Regions from separate parts of the Homo sapiens genome. Here region 1 is linked to region 2. Evidence: chromatin loops called from intact Hi-C (ENCODE). Cell type or tissue: MCF 10A. All regions are shown on one strand. Each heading gives the region's core, and the rest is flanking DNA. Links, peaks and the distances in the headings are about the cores only.

Region 1 (8,935 bases), core at 614-8,613, 190 kb before region 2:
TATGTTGAAATCCTCACCTTCAAGGTGGTGATATTAAGAGGTGGAGTCTTTGGGTAGGTGATTGGGTCATGACGACAGAGCCCTCAGGAATGGGATTAGTGCCTTTGTAAAAGAGGCCCCAAAAAACTACCTTGCCTCTTCCACAATGTGAGGACACAGTAAAAAGCACCACATATGAATCAGGAAATGTGCCCTCAGCAGACACCAAATCTGCCAGCACCTCAGTGTTGGGCTTTGCAGCCCCAGAACTACAAGAAATAAGTGTTAGCTATTTCTTTCTGCCTAGACTATGGTATTATGTTATAGCAATCCAAATGAGTCAGTAACTAATAATTTAAATAATTTGTATACTAAGACTGGGTTTACATAGCGCACTTTTTATAGCTCTCATCTAGGCCATAGGCCTGAGGGAAGCCACCCGGATTCCTACTCACCTCAGTTTACTGTGGGGAAGCCAGTCAGAAGTTCCCGGTCCCCAAGAGGGCAGAGAAGTGTCTGAGAAGATTGACAGACTAAAGAGCCTGTGATTGGCTTGAGAAGTACACAAAATGCATGGAATAGGCAACTGGAGGTCACAGCAGGACTGCAAGCATCAGTGGCACATGGAATGAGGTGAAGTCAATGTTCAAGATCTAGTGGGACAAGTTACACCTCAAGTGAAGGCATAAGAGAGCAGGTGTACCATAAGCCAGATATGCACCCTTGAAAATGCACCACAATTCCCTTACATAAACCTCCATAAACCCAGATTTCTCTACAGAGAAAGAAGAAGGTGGGAAAGAATCTTGAATGGCTGAGTAGTGAGTCCCCCCAAAAAAATATTAAATTTAAAATCAGAAGTGACAGAGTTATTTCAATTTGGCAAGATTCAATTTTTTGCTATTGAGGATAAGCAGGAACTCATACACTAAAATGAATTTAATTGCAGATATTTCTTAATTTCATTTTTGAAACTTGAATATGTATTTTGTAAAACATTATATTTTCTGAGTGGAATTATTTGCATTTTAACAGAAGACAATGTCTTAATCCAGAAAAGTGAATTTTTAACACGAGAATTTCTGAAAATAGTCACAAGTCACTAGGAGAGATTTTTTAAAGGAGAACTTAAATCTCCTGTGTCACAATGCCACAGAGAGCCACTGACCCAATGTGCTGAACTCTTTCAAGAAGTTCTATCGACCCACACAGAAATCATTGGCAGATCTGTAATGATATATAACATCAGATGGCTTTTTGTTTTAGAAATCATGTAATATTCCATATGTTTACTTGAGAATTTAGAGTCATATACAGGTAATATTAGAGTGGCAAATAATCCATCCAGATGATGAACTGAGAATACTCTTTCCATTAAGTGTTTTGTTAACGTATAGACCTCGGCATTCCTGTGGTACTGAAATGTTCACCGCCTTACCATAGTTATTGCTGCTCTCCCCTCCAGGCATGGGTACTCAACTGTAGTGCATGTCAGTGACCATCAAAACTTTTTAGCCACAAAGTATTTTTTTTTTTAAACTAGGTGCAGAATCTCAACATACAAAATTTGAATTTATAAAACAGACAAAAGAGGTAAAAAGGTGGAAACATGTCCACTATTAATCTCTTCATCATGTCAGTCTGTGAAGCTACGCCAAATTCTGGGTGTCTGAGGAACAAAACTGGAAACTACTTTTGGGGTTCTAGCTACATAGATGGCTAGCTCTTCCTTGAATAAACTAAACTCCGGGCTTTACATGTTGTATACTTCCTTCATATTTACAGCAGTCAATTATAACAGATGACTCACTGGAAAAAGTATTGCGAACAGTTGATGCAGGGGACATCTCATCTCTGAAGACATGGTCGGTATGATACTGTGGGCTAGGCTTAACATAAAGCTACTTCTATGTGACATATCTTTGGACTATACTAAAGATGTGGTTGGTTTTATTCACTGTGGCTTGCCAGCAAAGTAATACCTTACATTAGCAACCTAAAAAGTCTCAGGTTTCCAACTTTATTTGTTAACATTGACTCAGCTAAAAGATGATATCAACATGATTTTAGTCACATACTTTCAATGAATATATCCAGATTTATTGTTTTTACTTCTTGTGATGACATCTGAAACAAATTTTGAAAAGTAATAACATGAACATTTTATGCTGTCTTCCACTTCCTTATACTTTAATCCCCATATTTAGGGTAAAGTTTCTTCCATGAATCAGGTTTCCAACTTTCAGTTTAGTTGTATAGGGTAATAACAACATATGGTAGCTATTATCACAATCAATAGCAAAAATAACCAAAATAATTTTTGCTTCCATTTAAATATGACCACTTTCTCAATCCATTGCTTTAGGAAGACATTTCTAAACCAAGAAGATTAAGTCATAGCAAATAAGCCATTATTAATTCGTCATGTAACTTCTCATTAATTTATCTTTAAAAATACATTTATTAAACACCTACTTTGTATGAAGCCCTGTGTTTTGGAATTACTAAAGTGAATAAGCCATGATTGAACTAATGACCTGACTACAATTAAGTAGGATTGTCACATTTCTAGAAAAGAATGAAATATAACTGTCCCACTTCTTAACAGAACCTTGAGTCTCTCAGGCATGAGTTTTTGTTGCTATTCATACCAGTTGTACCCCAAGGAAAACTGCTAATGGTATTAAACCATTTAGCATAATCCCATTCTCCTGACCTGGTCCCAGAATGAAACACATGATCTAATTTGTCCAATTAGAGTGAAGCCCTGCCTAGAGCTTTGTTCAAGGGGAAGGAAGGAGAAGCTTTCCCTTCCTCAGTAGGAAGTAACAGCAGGGGTAATGGATTGACTGTATTATCAGGCTATGAAAAGCCAGCTGGAGGGCAAAACCTACAGGAAGGAGAGCAGAGCTAAGAGAACTTGAAGAAACATAGCCAAAGTTATGATCAAACCAGCCCTGTAAGTTTTTTATTACACAGGCAACTGATTGTATGGGTTTTCTACCATTTGAGACAAAAGTGTTCCAACTGAAACAATATCAAGAACCATCAACCAAAAAGAAGGTGAGAAGTTACCAAAACAACAATCAGAAGTTTCTGAAATAATCTTTCTAGTTTAGATGACATCTAAAGTTAAGCTGAAGGTTCATCATCAGTTCTAACTAAGTGATACATTTTCTTCTAAAAAAGAAGGAGCAAATATTCTGGTATCTCTTTCTAAAGGATTGATGTCTGTAAAGAATTAACTTTAGGATCAATTATTATTATTATTATTATTATTATTATTATTATTATTATTATTTGAGATGGAGTTTTGCTCTTTTTGCCCAGAATGGAGTGCGGTGGTGCAATCTCGACTCACCACAACCTCGGCGTCCCAGGTTCAAGCGATTCTCCTGTCTCAGCCTCCTGAGTAGCCGGAATTACAGGCATGCGCCACCACACCCAGCTAATTTTGTATTTTTAGTACAGACGGGGTTTCTCCATGTTAGTCTGGCTGGTCTCGAACTCCCGACCTCAGGTGATCTGCCCGCTTCGACCTCCCAAAGTGCTGGGATTACATGCGTGAGCCACGGCGCCCGGCCAGGATCACTTATTTTCTTAGATAACATCTTATCTTCAGGTAAGTGTTTTATTTATTTAAAATCTCTCCTCTTTGACTTTTGGAATAGTTACATGTGGTTGCAGAATTTGAAATCACGTGAACAAATAAGAAGCTGGTGAAAAGAAAACAAGAGTGTGGCATACTTATAATGATGCTCATTATTCACCATTGTCCCTTATCTCCATTCAGCTAAGACACTCCAGTTCCAGCAGTCTATGATTTTAAGTACTGTGTCTGCTAACAAGCTACTCGGAACTTGACAATGTGTGACACTCTGAATTCCAAACATTTCAGTTAAGTCTGTAGAATACTAAGCATGACCTAGGGAAAGCTTACTAAAAATAGCTGGTTGGCTTTTTTTAGTTAAAAGTAGAAGGTTGGTTTTATTTAAGACATAAGTTTAGTTTGCTTAGAACCCATTGATATGAAAAATTTGGGAAATAATGTTGCTTTCATATTTTAAAATACTTATCCTTCTTATCACTTTATTTCTTAGAAAGGGTGGCCCAGATAAATTGCATAAACACTAGGTGGCACTATAGTTTGAAATAACATTCAGATCAAAGTCTAAAACAGTGCGAATATATACATGGTAAAACAAAAAAAGAAAACCAAAAGAGTGTAATAAATCCATATTCCAGAAAATACTAAATACTGAAGCCTTTTAGTACTTATTAGAGGAAATAAACCTTATGCAGTTAATACACTGACTTAGTGAATTAACTTATATAACGTAATAGGTAAAAAGATAAGTCCTCCCACCCCACCCAACTGAAATATGATCAGTACTTGCTGGAAAGCAGCAACTGATTAAAACAGTTATAATTATTCAAAAATCCTTTCATTCATCCAGATGAAACCTCAATTTATGTTTCAGCATGTCCACCAAATTTTACAGCTAAATAATGTTTGTTTGTTTTCTCAGAAAACTAAAGCAAAATATATACTGGCATTGCATAATAATAAAAGAATAAGTTATGTGAGAAGTTAAAAATATGATTTATTGTTTTTTCTACTTAAATCATTGTTACATAGGTAATTTATATCCAATAATCTCAGTAAATTATACCTCATAAATTTAGGATCTTTGCTCAAAGTAAATTTTATATATAAAAATGCAGCATTTTATTGGTCTTTGTAACCAACCTGAAATTAAGGACCCTGAAAGAGTTCATGGATGGGGGCTGTCAGCAGCCTGAGCGAGTGGTGCATTTGATTCCACCTTGATGGGGACCCTGAGCCACCTGGAGACATCTCGGTTGGTTTCCAAACTCATGTCTTCTGTCCTTTGGAGCTGTCTACATATGTGATATCAAGGAGAACACCTTCATGAAATCAGAAAGTAATGCCCAATGGTGAAATAAAATTAATTTTTAAAAACTTCAACTGAATATTTGATTTCATGTAACTGAAGTCTTCATAGAGTAAATGTAAATTTGTTTTCATCGCATTTGAGAGGATAAAAAATGTGCCCTTTATCCTGATAGATCAATTTATCCTTCCTAGTACTGCTAGGTCGCATTCTCTCTTATGGAATACAGTCCTGTTAAGTGATTGGGAAGGAATATTTTCAAAATAATTGGGGAGGTTCTGTTAGAGATTTATCTAAGACTGTCTTTGCTCATAAAATATTGCCATTGTGGCTGGATAAGCTCTGAATACATTCACTATTAAAGGCAGGAATACCATTATCAAAACATAAATACACCAAAAAAAACTAAAAATGCAGTTTTTAAAACTTAGACTAATAACATATTTTGTTCATGTCATTGTTTCAAGAGAAGAAAATATTATATATTTGGAGACAGAAACTTGAATTATAAGCAACTAGAAAAGAATACAAGAGCTTTAGAGTAGCCAAAAATTACATATACTGAACTCATCTGTTTCTAGGGAACAGTATTAAGGATCATGTAATATAAAAATATATGAGATGGTTTCTGTTCTTTACAGGACTTAAAATTTTAGAGGGAAAAGGTATAAACATTTGGAAAAGTAATTAACAATAAAAGATGTAAATAACAATTCAAGGCAGATATAGATAAGAAGTTAAAGGTAGTACCTAAGATTTCCTGAATGAGTGGTACAAATACAAAACTATAAAAGTTATTTAGAAGAAAATGTATTTATTAGTTGGGGTATAGACAAGACTACTACAAAAGAGAGTTATAAAAATTAGGCAAAACTACTGTAAAAGAAAGAGAGTTCTAAGAATTTAAAGGCTTAAACACTACAGGAAAGACAGTCCAGTGAAGGTATGTAACTTGACTTCACTGGGTCATCCGGGAACCCGAAGCTCCTTCTACTTAGTCGCTTCACTGTCCACAGAGTATTGTTTTGCTTATGGTGATACTAGCACCTGGGAACGCTAAATCAAACATCTCATGGCTCAACACACTCAGCTCTCATGTGCATTAAGTCTGGAGAGTGACCTGGGAGGGGTTGTGGGAAGGTTGGGCACCTACTCCATGCAAACATTTGGAGACCTAGGTCGACTGAGGCTCTATAATCTTCTGTGTGGTTCTGGATCCTGGGCTTGTGACATCCAGTATTTATTGCTTGTGCAAATTAGGAGTCTCAAAACATATTTTTAAATTTTTGTTTTATTTTTGTTGTTTCATAGACAAAATTCTCTCCATACCTTAGCAGGTTTCTAACTTATTTATTCCTGTCAGCTCCAGGGGTAGGCAGAATTCTAAGATGGCCCTCAAGATTCCTGCCTCATGGCATGCATGCTTTATATAATGCCACCTCCTTGAGTTTAAGCAGACCTGTGAATATCATGAGGCATTATTTCCGTGATTAGGTTATTAATCAATTGACTTTTGAGTTAATCAAAAGGAAGATTATGTTGGGTGTAGTAGCTCATGCCTGTAATCCCAGCACTTTGGGAGGCCAAGGCAAGAGGATCACTTGAGCCCAGGAGTTCAGGGCTGCAGTGAGTGAAGATCACACCACTGTACTCTAGCCTGGGTGACAGAGCAAGACCCTGTCTCTAAAAAGAGAAAAGAGGGAGATTTTTCAGGGTGGGCCTGACATAATCAGGTGAGTCCCTCAAGGGCCCTTTCTAAAGTCAGAGAAATTCTACATAGGGAGGATTCCCCACTGCTGGTTTTGCAGATGGAGGGAACCACCTGCAAGGACCTGAGAGCATCCTCTAGGAGCTGAAAGCAACCCCCAGCTGACAGCCAGTAAGGAAGTGAGGACCTCAGTCTTCCAACATCAAGGAGCTGATTCTGCCAACAACCAGTGATTTGGGAAATGAAACTTGAGCCTCAGATGAGACCAATATCTTAATTGTAGTCATGTGAGAGCTGAGCAGATAATCTGGCTACACTTCTGGTCTATGGAACTGGGACAAACCTTGTTCAAAGCTGCTAAATTTATGTTAATTTCTGACGTAGCAATAGAAAGCTAATGAAATTCATGTTTCTAGATATAATTATCGAGCTCAGATTCTTGCTTTTCTCCTTACCCTCATACCTTTTTTTTTCTCTCTCAATTTAAAGCATCTTCCTTGAGGGCACCAGACTTAGGAAGAAAGGCCACAATCTTAATATGGTATTTTCCTCAAGGCTAAGTATTCACAAGCTTTTCTTACTTAAAAGCTTTTAAAGTTTTGCATCTTCTCGTTTAGGACCTATGAGTCATTGGCATTTCCAATCCCTCTAAGTCCAGTTTCTGGACTGACTTTATTCCCTATCCCTTCTCTTGCAAATGTGCTAATTCTTGCTTGTGTTCTTCCCTTTTCTTGTATAACCTTGTGTAATAAAGCCAGTTACAACTATACACACTACTAATATTTTATTTTCTAACTGCATTTGAAATTCTGAAAGAATAATTTTTAAGAAAAATATAAATTACAATAATTTTCTACTTTAAAAAGACAATAACTTTTACAAATTAATAATATAACAAAATGACAGTTTTGAAAGAACAATCTTGAAAACATAGCATTAGGCTCAGAAAGATTTTTGTCCAAATTCATTAAAACCCACAAAGAACAATTAGTCTCATGCTATTTGTACACACTTCCAGAACAGAAAGGAAAAGGAAACTTCCAATTTTTTGAAAGCAATTATAACCTTAATTCCAAAACCTGACAAAGAGAGAATGAAGATGAAGAATATAGAGATAAAGAAAAAACTTTTGAGTTTGGTATATAATAAAAAAAATTTGACAAAATATATAGTTTTGAATGTAGATGCAAAAATCTTAAAATACAATTCTGCAATATAACAACAAAAACCCAATCACCACAAGAGATATACTTCAGTACCATTGAGTATTGTTTAATATTAGCATTGGTTAGTGATATGGTTTGGCTCTGTGTCCCCACCCAAATCTCATCTTGAATTGTAATAATCCCTAAATGTCAAGGGCGGGACCACGTGGAGATAACTGAATCATGGAGGTGATTTCCTCTATGTTGTTCTCATGATAGTGAGTGAGTTCTCATAAGATCTGATGGTTTCATAAGGGTTTTCCCCCTTCACTTGGCTCTCATTCTCTCTCCTGCCGCCCTGTGAAGGGGTGCCTTCCACCATGATTGTAATGTCCTGAGGCCTCCTCAGCCACACAAAACTGTGAGTCAATTAAACCTCTTTCCTGTATCAATTACCCAGTCTCCAGTATGTCTTTATTAGTAGTATGATAATGGACTAATACAATTAGCAAGATGAAAATACATCTTATTATACAAATGGGTGGGAAAAGGAAAGATCTTGATAGATTTCAAAAAAAAGATGACATTTAAAATTTATATCTGATTAAAATTCTCAATAACATAGAAATATAACATATTTCTTTATTGTGCGGGAGAGGTGGAAATCTATTTCCAACCAACAGCCCATGTCACGCTTGATGGGAGGACACCGAGGAGAGTATCAGGAATATTTATCTCCATTATTATTTAACAAAGTAATGGAAGTTCAAGTCAAAGTTATTTTAGACAAAAAGTTGCAAATATGATTATAATTTGCAAGTAATATAATTACATACTTGAAAGCTTCCATTAATTGAAAAAATATTAAAAGTAATTTATTAAAAAGTTATGGGTAAGACAACAGACCTTTTAAATACACAAAAATATTTTAAATATCAATAATTAGTCAAAATATAATAGTTAAAAGTCTTATTTATAACAACACAAAAATAAATACCTAAAATATACTTACTAAATGTGGAAGATGTATGATGATATAATGTTCTTTGGAAATCATTTAATAAAGTTTGAAGTACTATTAGCAACAAAAAGACACTTGGGACACTTTGCTAATCAACTGGAAACCTCATAATTTTTACCATAATGTATTCCATCTGAATTAGAAATTAACTGAAAAAAAACTACAA
Region 2 (8,935 bases), core at 304-8,303:
GATGAAACTGGAGGACATTATGTTAGGAGAAATAATCCAACAACAGAAAATTAAACACTGCATGTTCTCACTCATATGTGGAAACTAAAAGAAATTGATCTGACAGAAGCAAAAAGTAGAACAGAGGATACTAGAGGTTGGACAGGGCATGGGGAAGACAGAGATAGGGAGATATTTGTTAAAAGATACAAAATTACGTCTAGATAGGGGAAATAAGTTCTAGTGTTCTACATCTACATCACTGTAAGATGACTATAGTTAACAATAATATATTACATAGTTTCAAACAGCTAGAAGGAGTATATTGAATATTTCCAACACAAAGAAATGATAGGTATTTAAGATGATGGATATGTCAGTTACCCTGATGATCACTATTATATGTACCAAAACATCAGTATGTACCCCATTTATATGTACAATTGCTATGTGTCAGTTTTGTAAAAAGACAACTCAAAAAAAGAAAAGAAAAATCATCCCTAATTCAGAAACCAGAGATAATCATTGCTAATATTTTATCATAATAACATTTCATTACAAAAGTAATAAAAAATAGGAAATTTAGAAATAAAAAAAGAAAAAGTAAAATGAAAATCACAATGGTTTCTATTTTTTATTTCTAAGCCTATAGGTTACCTTAACACAATTTGAATGATGGTATATATTTTTAAATAGAACTTAGGTTACTCCCAGTTTTTTAAGGTTATAACTAATATTGCAATGGACATTTTTGATACGTAAGTATTGTCTGAGTTTTTGACACTTTTTTGGGACAGATTCATAGAAGAGAAATAAATAAATAAAAGAGTACCCAGTTCTTAAAATTCTTAATACCTTTTGCCACGCACCATGGAACCACCTACCTGCAACAGATAACAGCATCTGTTCCCCATCTTCTCAACACCATTCAGTATTATTATTTTTCTTCTCTACTAATATCACAGGTCAAAATTGTTTCTCAACAATTTTGTGCATTTCTTTGATCTCTAAGTACATGTAGGCATTTTTCATATGTTAATTGACCATTTTCATTTACTGTGAATTAAGCTCCTTGAAGACAGGATATTTGTCTATCCCAAGACCCTCTGTGTCTGCCACATGGTAATCAGTCAATAATTGCTGTAGGAAAAATGGTATTTTCATATTTTCATATACTTCAGCCATTTTTTACATTTTTAATGTTTTCTTATTGATTTTAAAAGGCCTTTCATATACTAAATGTTGGCTGTAATTATTTTCTCCAATTTCTCATTTTCCTTTTAATCTTGTTAATGGTGTCCTTTGATGAACCATCTTTTTTTTTTTTTTTTAGATGGAATCTTGCTCTGTCGCCCAGGCTGGTGTGCAGTGTGGAGCATGGCACAATCTCAGCTCACTGCAACCTCTGCCTTCCAGGACCAAGAAATTCTCCTGCCTCAGCCTCCCGAGTAGCTGAGATTCGAGGCGAGTGCCACCACGCCCGGCTAATTTTTGTATTTTTAATAGAGACAGGGTTTCACCATGTTGACCAAATGGGTCTCAAACTCCTGACCTCAAGTGATCTACCCACCTCGGCCTCCCAAAGTGCTGGGATTATAGGCGTGAACCACCGCACCTGGCCCCATCTTTTATTTTTATATTTTTACATCATATCCATCAGCTTTTTTCCTTTGTGATTTTCTCAGTTTTTATGCTTGATGAACTCCTTTTCCATTCTCAGATTATTTTAATGTAAATATAATTTGGTTATTGTTGGGCAGGGGATATGGTATTTATTACTTCCATTAATGTGTTTCATTTACAAAGAAATTCAATGCCTCTTGAGAATAACTTGAGGACTAGTTGGTGTGTCCTGGCAGTCCCTAAAAAGTAAGAATATGAGACACTGGAGAGAATACATTTTTCTTTGCAAAGGTTCTTTTTTTTAATAGATGCACATAGTTTTGAGATGTATGTGATAATTTAATACATTAATATAATTTGTAAAGATCAAATTAGTGTAGTTGGAATATTCATCTCCTTAAATGTTTGTGTCTTTTTTATGCAAGAACCATTCAAATTCTTTTCTAGCTATTTTGAAATATATAATAGATTATCATAAACTATAGTCACCCTATTTATCTATCTAACATGGTCTTATTTCATCTATCAAACTGTATACCTGTACCCATTAATCAACTTTTCTTCTTTATCCCCACCTCTACCTTCCCCACTCCCTGGTAAACACTAATCTACTCTCTATCTTCATGAAATTCACTTTTTTAGCACCCATATATAAGGGAGAACATATAATATGTGTGTTTCTGTGGTTGGCTTATTTCACTTAACATGACCTTTAGTTTTATCCATGTTGCAGCAAATGACAGGATTTCATTTATTATGGCTGAAAAATACTCCGTTGTGTATATATGCCATATTTTCTTTACCCATTCATCCATTGATGGGCACTTGGGTTGATTCCACATTTCGGTTATTGTGAATAGCGCTGAGATAAACTTGGGAGTGCAAGTGTCTCTTTGATATCTTAATTTCCTTTCATTTGGATATATACGCAATAGTGAATTGCTGGATCGTATGGTAGTTCTATTTTTAGTTTTTTGAGGAACCTACATACTGTTCTCCGTAGTGGCTGTACCAATTTACATTCCCATCACAATGTATGAGGTTTCACCTTTCTCTACATCTTTTCTAGCATTCATTATTGCCTGTCTCTTTTATTAAAGCCATTTTAACTGGGATGAGATGATATCTCACTGTACTTTTGATTTGCATTTCTCTGATGACTAGTGATGTTGGGTTTTTTTTCATATGTCTTTTGGCCATTTGTATGTCTTCTTTCGAGAAATATCCAGATCTTTTGTCCACTTTTTAATCAGATCTTTTTTTGCTACAGAGTTATTTGAGCTCCTTATATATTCTGATCATTAATCCCTTGTCAAGTGAATAGTTTGTAAATATTTTTTCGCTAGACTTTTATTTTACTTATTTTTGTGGGTACATAGTAGGTATATATATATATTGGGTACATGAGATATTTTCATACAGCATGCAATGTGAAATAAGCACATCATGAAGAGTCGGGTATCCATCATCCCCTCAAGTAGTTTGCACATATTTTCTCCCTCATTCTGCGGGTTGTCTCGTCACTTTGTTGATTGTTTGATATAATCCCATTTTTCTATTTTTGCTTAGGTTGCCTGTGCTTTTGAGGTCTTATTTTAAAAAGTATTTGCCCAGACCAATGTCCTAAATCATTTCCTCAATATTTTATTCTAGTAGTTTCATGGCTTCGGGTCTTCGATACTTTCAGGGATCATTTCTATTGCTCATTACAAGGATTCTTAATCTGGGGTGAATCCTCTAAGCCTGTAAAATTCAATGTGCACTGTTCTGGGCAGGGTCCAAAAGCATCCGTGATTCCAAAATGATTAAGAACCATTAGAGATTCTTCAAAGAATGCTTATGCCTGATGTTATCTGGATTCCCTAATATTTAAACGTTAACAATTTTTCTGCAAATGTAGAGCTTGACACCCCAGGAAAAGGAAGAAGAAAAAGGCTAAAGAATAGTGACTGAAGTTTTTAAGCTGAAGAACAAATTCAGCAAAGGATTTTCTGAAGTTGCTACCATACTGAACCCAGACTTCGCAAATGATAACTTACTATATTGGGTGCCAGCCCATATGCCTGTCACTGAAAATTCAATAGATCTGAAAGCTAAATATGACAATCTTTTCACATAATTTAAACTCATAGAATTTCTCAATGGGCTGAGACCTTACAAGCTATCTAATTCTACATTACTCTCCTTCCCAAAGTGTCTCAAACAAGTAGTCAGCAAGCCTATGATTAAGTATATCTAGAGATGGGGAACTTTTTCCTTCTTACGACAATTCATTGCAGAATTTCTCCCTTAAGCCCCTATTTCATGAAGATCTAAGTTTTCCATTTATCTTACTGAATCAGTGGAGCCCAGGTAATCAGACACACCTGCAGGAAATCTGCTGAAACAAACTTTCAGGCCTTTTAAATAAATGAGCTGAGACACAATCAAAACAGCATGTCACTGCCCTGTACAGATTTGTGCTGAAAGGTTTATGAAACAGTGTGAGATTTTGAATACCAAGTGCTCTTTAAAAATGAAACCAGAATTTAAGTTATAAAAATCATGTAGTGCAGTATGAGCTATACTGATTTTATTTTATTTTATTTTTTGAAACAGGGTCTCAGTTTATCACCCAGGCCAAAGTGCAGTGGCATGATCTCAGCTCACTACAACCTCCACCTCCCAGATTCAAGTTATTCTCATGCCTCAGCCTCCCGAGTAGCTGGGACTACAAGCGTGCGCCACCACACCCAGCTAACTTTTGTATGTTTAGTAGAGACGGGGGATTGCCATGTTGGCCATACTAGTCTTGAACTCCTGGCCTCAAGTGATCCGCCCACCTCAGCCTCCCAAAGTGCTGGGACTATAGGCGTGAGCCACCCTGCCCGGCCTATACTGATTTTTAGAACTCCTAAGTTGAGGAAACAGGGACAGTAGTTAATTTCTGTGTAGGTGATTATTAAAGTATAAGGTCAGGCTATTTCAACAAAACTGGCCAGTCATTTTGAAAAAGTGAAAGCAAATGGGCAGAAATTCTCCATTTTGACTTGAGGAAATGTCCCAGTGCCAACATAGACAAATGCCTGAATGGCCTCTGGGGATTCTCAATGCTGGATGGTGACAGAAAACAGACTGTCATCTAGATTTCTGTAGAACAATGGAAGAAGGACTAGAACTAAGTGTGTAGTTATCGTCTAGCACAAATATGCATGTAACTGCAAAAACTCATATGAAATAACTTTAGTCTCTTTAAACACTCATTTAAATAATAATGTTATTATTTGTCAAAAGATACCATATGGACCAGGTACAGGAATTAGCCTATTAATTTCTGTATTGCTCACAGCAATAAAAAGAAAAAAGTTCAATCAGAAACCTCAAGGGGGAGTCAGTGCTCAATTAGGGCGAACTTAGAAGCAGCTTGTTATAGGCTTTTACTGCCCCTGCCAGGTCCCTGAAGAAAACAACTCTGGCCTAGTTAAACAATTACCTGATTCTTGTGCTTTGAGTTCCTGCTTTGAATAATTTCTACATAGGGTTTTGGCATAGATATTTCTAAATGCTTATCTGTTTACTTAGGATATGTACTAGTAGTGTTTTTTAAGCCACAAGTTGCAACCAGAAAGCCATGAAACCAATTTAGTAGCTCAACCAGCTGTTTTACCTCCTTTCCCCCTTAATTGATAGAACAGAGCACAGTTGTGCAAATAATATACGTTTCCAGGTGTGGTGTGCATACATGCACACACTAGTATGTGAAATAAAATATATTTCTTACTCTAGGTTAAAAATCAAATACATGTGAAAGACATTCCTCTGGGGAAGAGAGATTAGAGAGATAGAGAGATGAATAGACAGACAGATTCTAATTTATTTAGGAAAAGATTACGTCCCTATCACAAAAATCTAGATTTAATAATATTTTTCTAAAAAGCCTTTTCTACAATATGCTGTCAAAGAATTTTTTTAAATGGCTTCATTAATCTTCACAACTCTCCTGTGTGGGAGAATTGGGCTTATATTAAATGATTCTGTCAACTTCACCTCAAGAGAATGGATTTCTACAGATAGTAGCTGCCAATTTTTATTTGCCAAACCAAGGATTTTTCAAGAATGTAGAATAAGATTTTAGAGTTGTGACTAAAAATGAAATGTCAGTAGTGATTTATTTCTGATGAAAACAACTTAGACCAGGTCGAAGCGCAGACTCAGAAAGCATAAAACACCCTCCACGTAGCATGCCTTTTCAACTTTCTTCTCTCTACTGCTAAGTCTCAGTCATCTAGGCATACACTATCTGCATTATGAATTATTTATGTAAAACTCTCACACACACCAAGCATATACACATATTTCCCATCGCCATACTCCTTTTGCCTCCTGCCTCTTTGGCTCAGACATAAGGTGCCAAATGCTTGCCTGAACCATATCTGGGAATCCAAGTTTCTTGATCACCATGGCTTACTTGCCTAATTGAACCTCTGATATTAGCCAAGCCCACTATTGACCCTACCGTGTGCCTATTCCCCCTTAGTAAATAGCTTCTGCCAAGCGCTGCGCACCCCGCTTTTCCTGACTCTCCTCTTTGCTTATATCACACTGTCTCACCAATAAATCCCAATGCATCAGTGCCACGCATTTGGTTTTGGAGCCACATGGTAAATCACAAACTTCATGGAATGACTGTGAGATGAAAGTACAATAAACTGCATTTTGCATCTTGGTCCAAATACAGTTGAAATTTTCCTTCAGAACATGTAGATACTCAAAATTCTTAAGAGACTTAGTGGGGGAAAAAAGTGCTATGAGCATTTAATGGCATGGTGGTATGCTTAGGGAACAGAATTAAACATATTTGGCTCTTTTCTAAGATTTCCTCAATTGCAATAGACCCTCAAGGCCACAGTCAACCCCAGTGACTACACAAAGGAAAGGGCCTCTTAATTAGAGACATGAGAATGTGCTAGCTCCTATTTTCTATAATGGTTAACCAAAAGTCTCATTTCCTCACGACCAAAGTGATGCCGAACAGATCTAGGTATTGATAGATAGGCACTGCAATCACCCAGTAGAACTTTGGAGCTGGGTAGGAGCCAGAGGAAGGCACAGGCAGGACCAAATACTGGTAAAAGATATGATTGAACTTTAAAGAGTTGATAAGAGGTGATAGATAAATGAAGAACATAAAGAAAATGTGGGTGCTAATGACCTGCTTTTCAAGCCAGTTTCTAGATCTTAGGTGACTCTCTAGACAAATATTAAGCTCTTCAAAGCAATAGTTTGCAAACCGATTTTCAGTAATTCACTGGTTCCAATTTAAAAATACTTTTTAAGTAACAAACGTGTATGATAAAGTTAAGTGCTGAAATGTCCATTTTATTTAATTAACCACTCTGTTCTGTCAAACACTTGGTTAACATGGTGAGGAGAAAAATAAACATGTAGTTATTTGATTTAACTGATTAGTCAACCCAATTTAAATGGCTGATTCCTTCATTCTACATACAGCCACCTCTCAACCACCTTCAAAAAACAAGAAAGCTAGTATTCAAATTACTGGCATTTCTTCATTTCTTTCTGTTGTCAATGTATTTGGTCCAGATCCACCATAGTGTGAGCCGGGATATGTGGTGTCCACCCCAGGCTTCCGTACTAATATGTTGGATATAAAAGAGAATGGAATAGCACAGTAAGGAGATATTTTCACAGAAAAAGATACTGGAGACAGAAAAAAACAAGCAGAGAGGACAGATCAGGGTCAGCTATGTGGAGGTCAGTCTCTAAGGATGTGTTGTGCTTTCTTCTCTCCTAAACAGTTGTAGCAGATGAAAAACAAAAACTAATTCATAGACCAGAAAATTAAGCTTTGCATTATGTGATAAGAGAGACTCAAAGAAAACAGTAGACTTCAGACATGTGAGGGGGCTTGCATTTTGTAACTAAAGGAAATACAACCACCCTATGCTGGTGAACTGGAACATATTCTGATTATATTTTCAAAATGAATTAATTTCCCGAACTCTTGAGGTGGGCTACAACATCCTTAATTCAACAATTTTCTGTAAAAATGTCTCAGTCATTACTGACTCTGCCTCCTTCCATAATTCTAGTCTGCAGCAAATACAGAGCTATTGTCCTCCAGTCCATCTTGAGATTACTCTTCCAACCCTGTGTGCATCTCACCTAAGAGTCTTTGGCAAATCAGCTAAAATACCTCACCTCCTCTTACCTCCTGGTGGTACTTCTGGCAGCAGCAGAAGCAGGAGTTCAGCAGCATGATTCCAACAGCAGTGGCTACAGTGGCAGTAGCAGAGGTGGCCGCTCATCACTGGGTAACATGCCCTTTTCTGAGTTGGTCCTCCATCCTTCCAACAAGTGTTCAGCCAGTTCCCTGCATTAATTCCTCTCTGCTTGAGATACCTGAAGTGGTTTCTATTTTCCATATTGGACCCTGACAAATACAGAAAGCACTTATTGTCACTGCTCATCTTCTCCCATTTTGTTCCTTACATTTTATTAATTTATGAACTAAACATTTAGTTCAAAATTATAGAGTCCTATGAGATTTATAGTATCCGAGAGAGGCATATTTCCTTTCCCGTGCCCTCACTATACTGTTTTCCAACCTTTTCTCCAAGAAAAGTTTGACATCTGAATACAAAAGTATTCCTATTTTTTATTATAAGTGCATTGTTATGATTAGAAAAACTTGTTGGAGGCGAGTTAACCAATTATTCTTAATGCTGAGTTTTTTTCCTCTAAAAGGGAGATAACTTGAGTCACTTCAAAGGGGCCACTTAGAACACAATTAGATCTTAAGCATTTGTTTCACATGACTTATCATGGTAGTTCTCACAAAAAGAGAAAAGAAGAGCGCCTACACTGAACCCTTTTTGCCAAGCATCTTCTGCTCATGACAACTTGGGTGGATTCTTTTGCCAGCAGAGCAAAACTTCAGCTTTACAAACACATCTAAAAATATTACCCTGATTACATAATCAGCCTCTTAAATACTATAATAAGAAACAATCACTTTTACAAGGAGATAAACTTTACCCAAACAAATTGTTTCTTAGTTTTATAACGCTCCAATAGCTATTAAATGGCTCATATTCCCCACTTATGCCCAAGGGGGTTCAATTGATTGGTCTGAAAATCGACCAGTGTCTATTTTGATCTTCTTATGATAGGATAACCACTTAACAAAGTAAGATCTTTATTTTTACCAGTCCAATATCCTCTAAAGAACTTACAAAGGGACCATCTGGCAGAAAGAAGCAGGAGTGTTTGAAGATTAATTCTGCTGAATCAATTCAGAACGCTAACTTGGAAGTGTAGCAAAAGCAGAACG

Evidence for each region. A loop is a pair of places that touch in the nucleus more often than their neighbours do. Peaks named below come from ENCODE experiments on the same cell type or tissue, not always from the same donor. Only the 100,000 strongest peaks of a DNase experiment are listed, where the experiment ranks them.
Region 1: a loop joins it to region 2, with 12 times the contacts of the local background. A loop is called at or near these places in 4 of 110 quality-filtered maps.

What each region holds. Positions count from the first base shown.
Region 1 is chr6:100,094,810-100,103,744 of GRCh38, reverse strand. No RefSeq gene overlaps it. Among named protein-coding and RNA genes, the nearest start is that of MCHR2, 110 kb to the right of the region's middle. In MCF 10A, for the core only: a CTCF peak has its summit at 4,083 (motif pointing right); no DNase peak of the experiment used is centred there.
Region 2 is chr6:99,901,750-99,910,684 of GRCh38, reverse strand. No RefSeq gene overlaps it. Among named protein-coding and RNA genes, the nearest start is that of MCHR2-AS1, 88 kb to the left of the region's middle. In MCF 10A, for the core only: a CTCF peak has its summit at 4,983; a DNase peak (open chromatin) is centred at 4,984.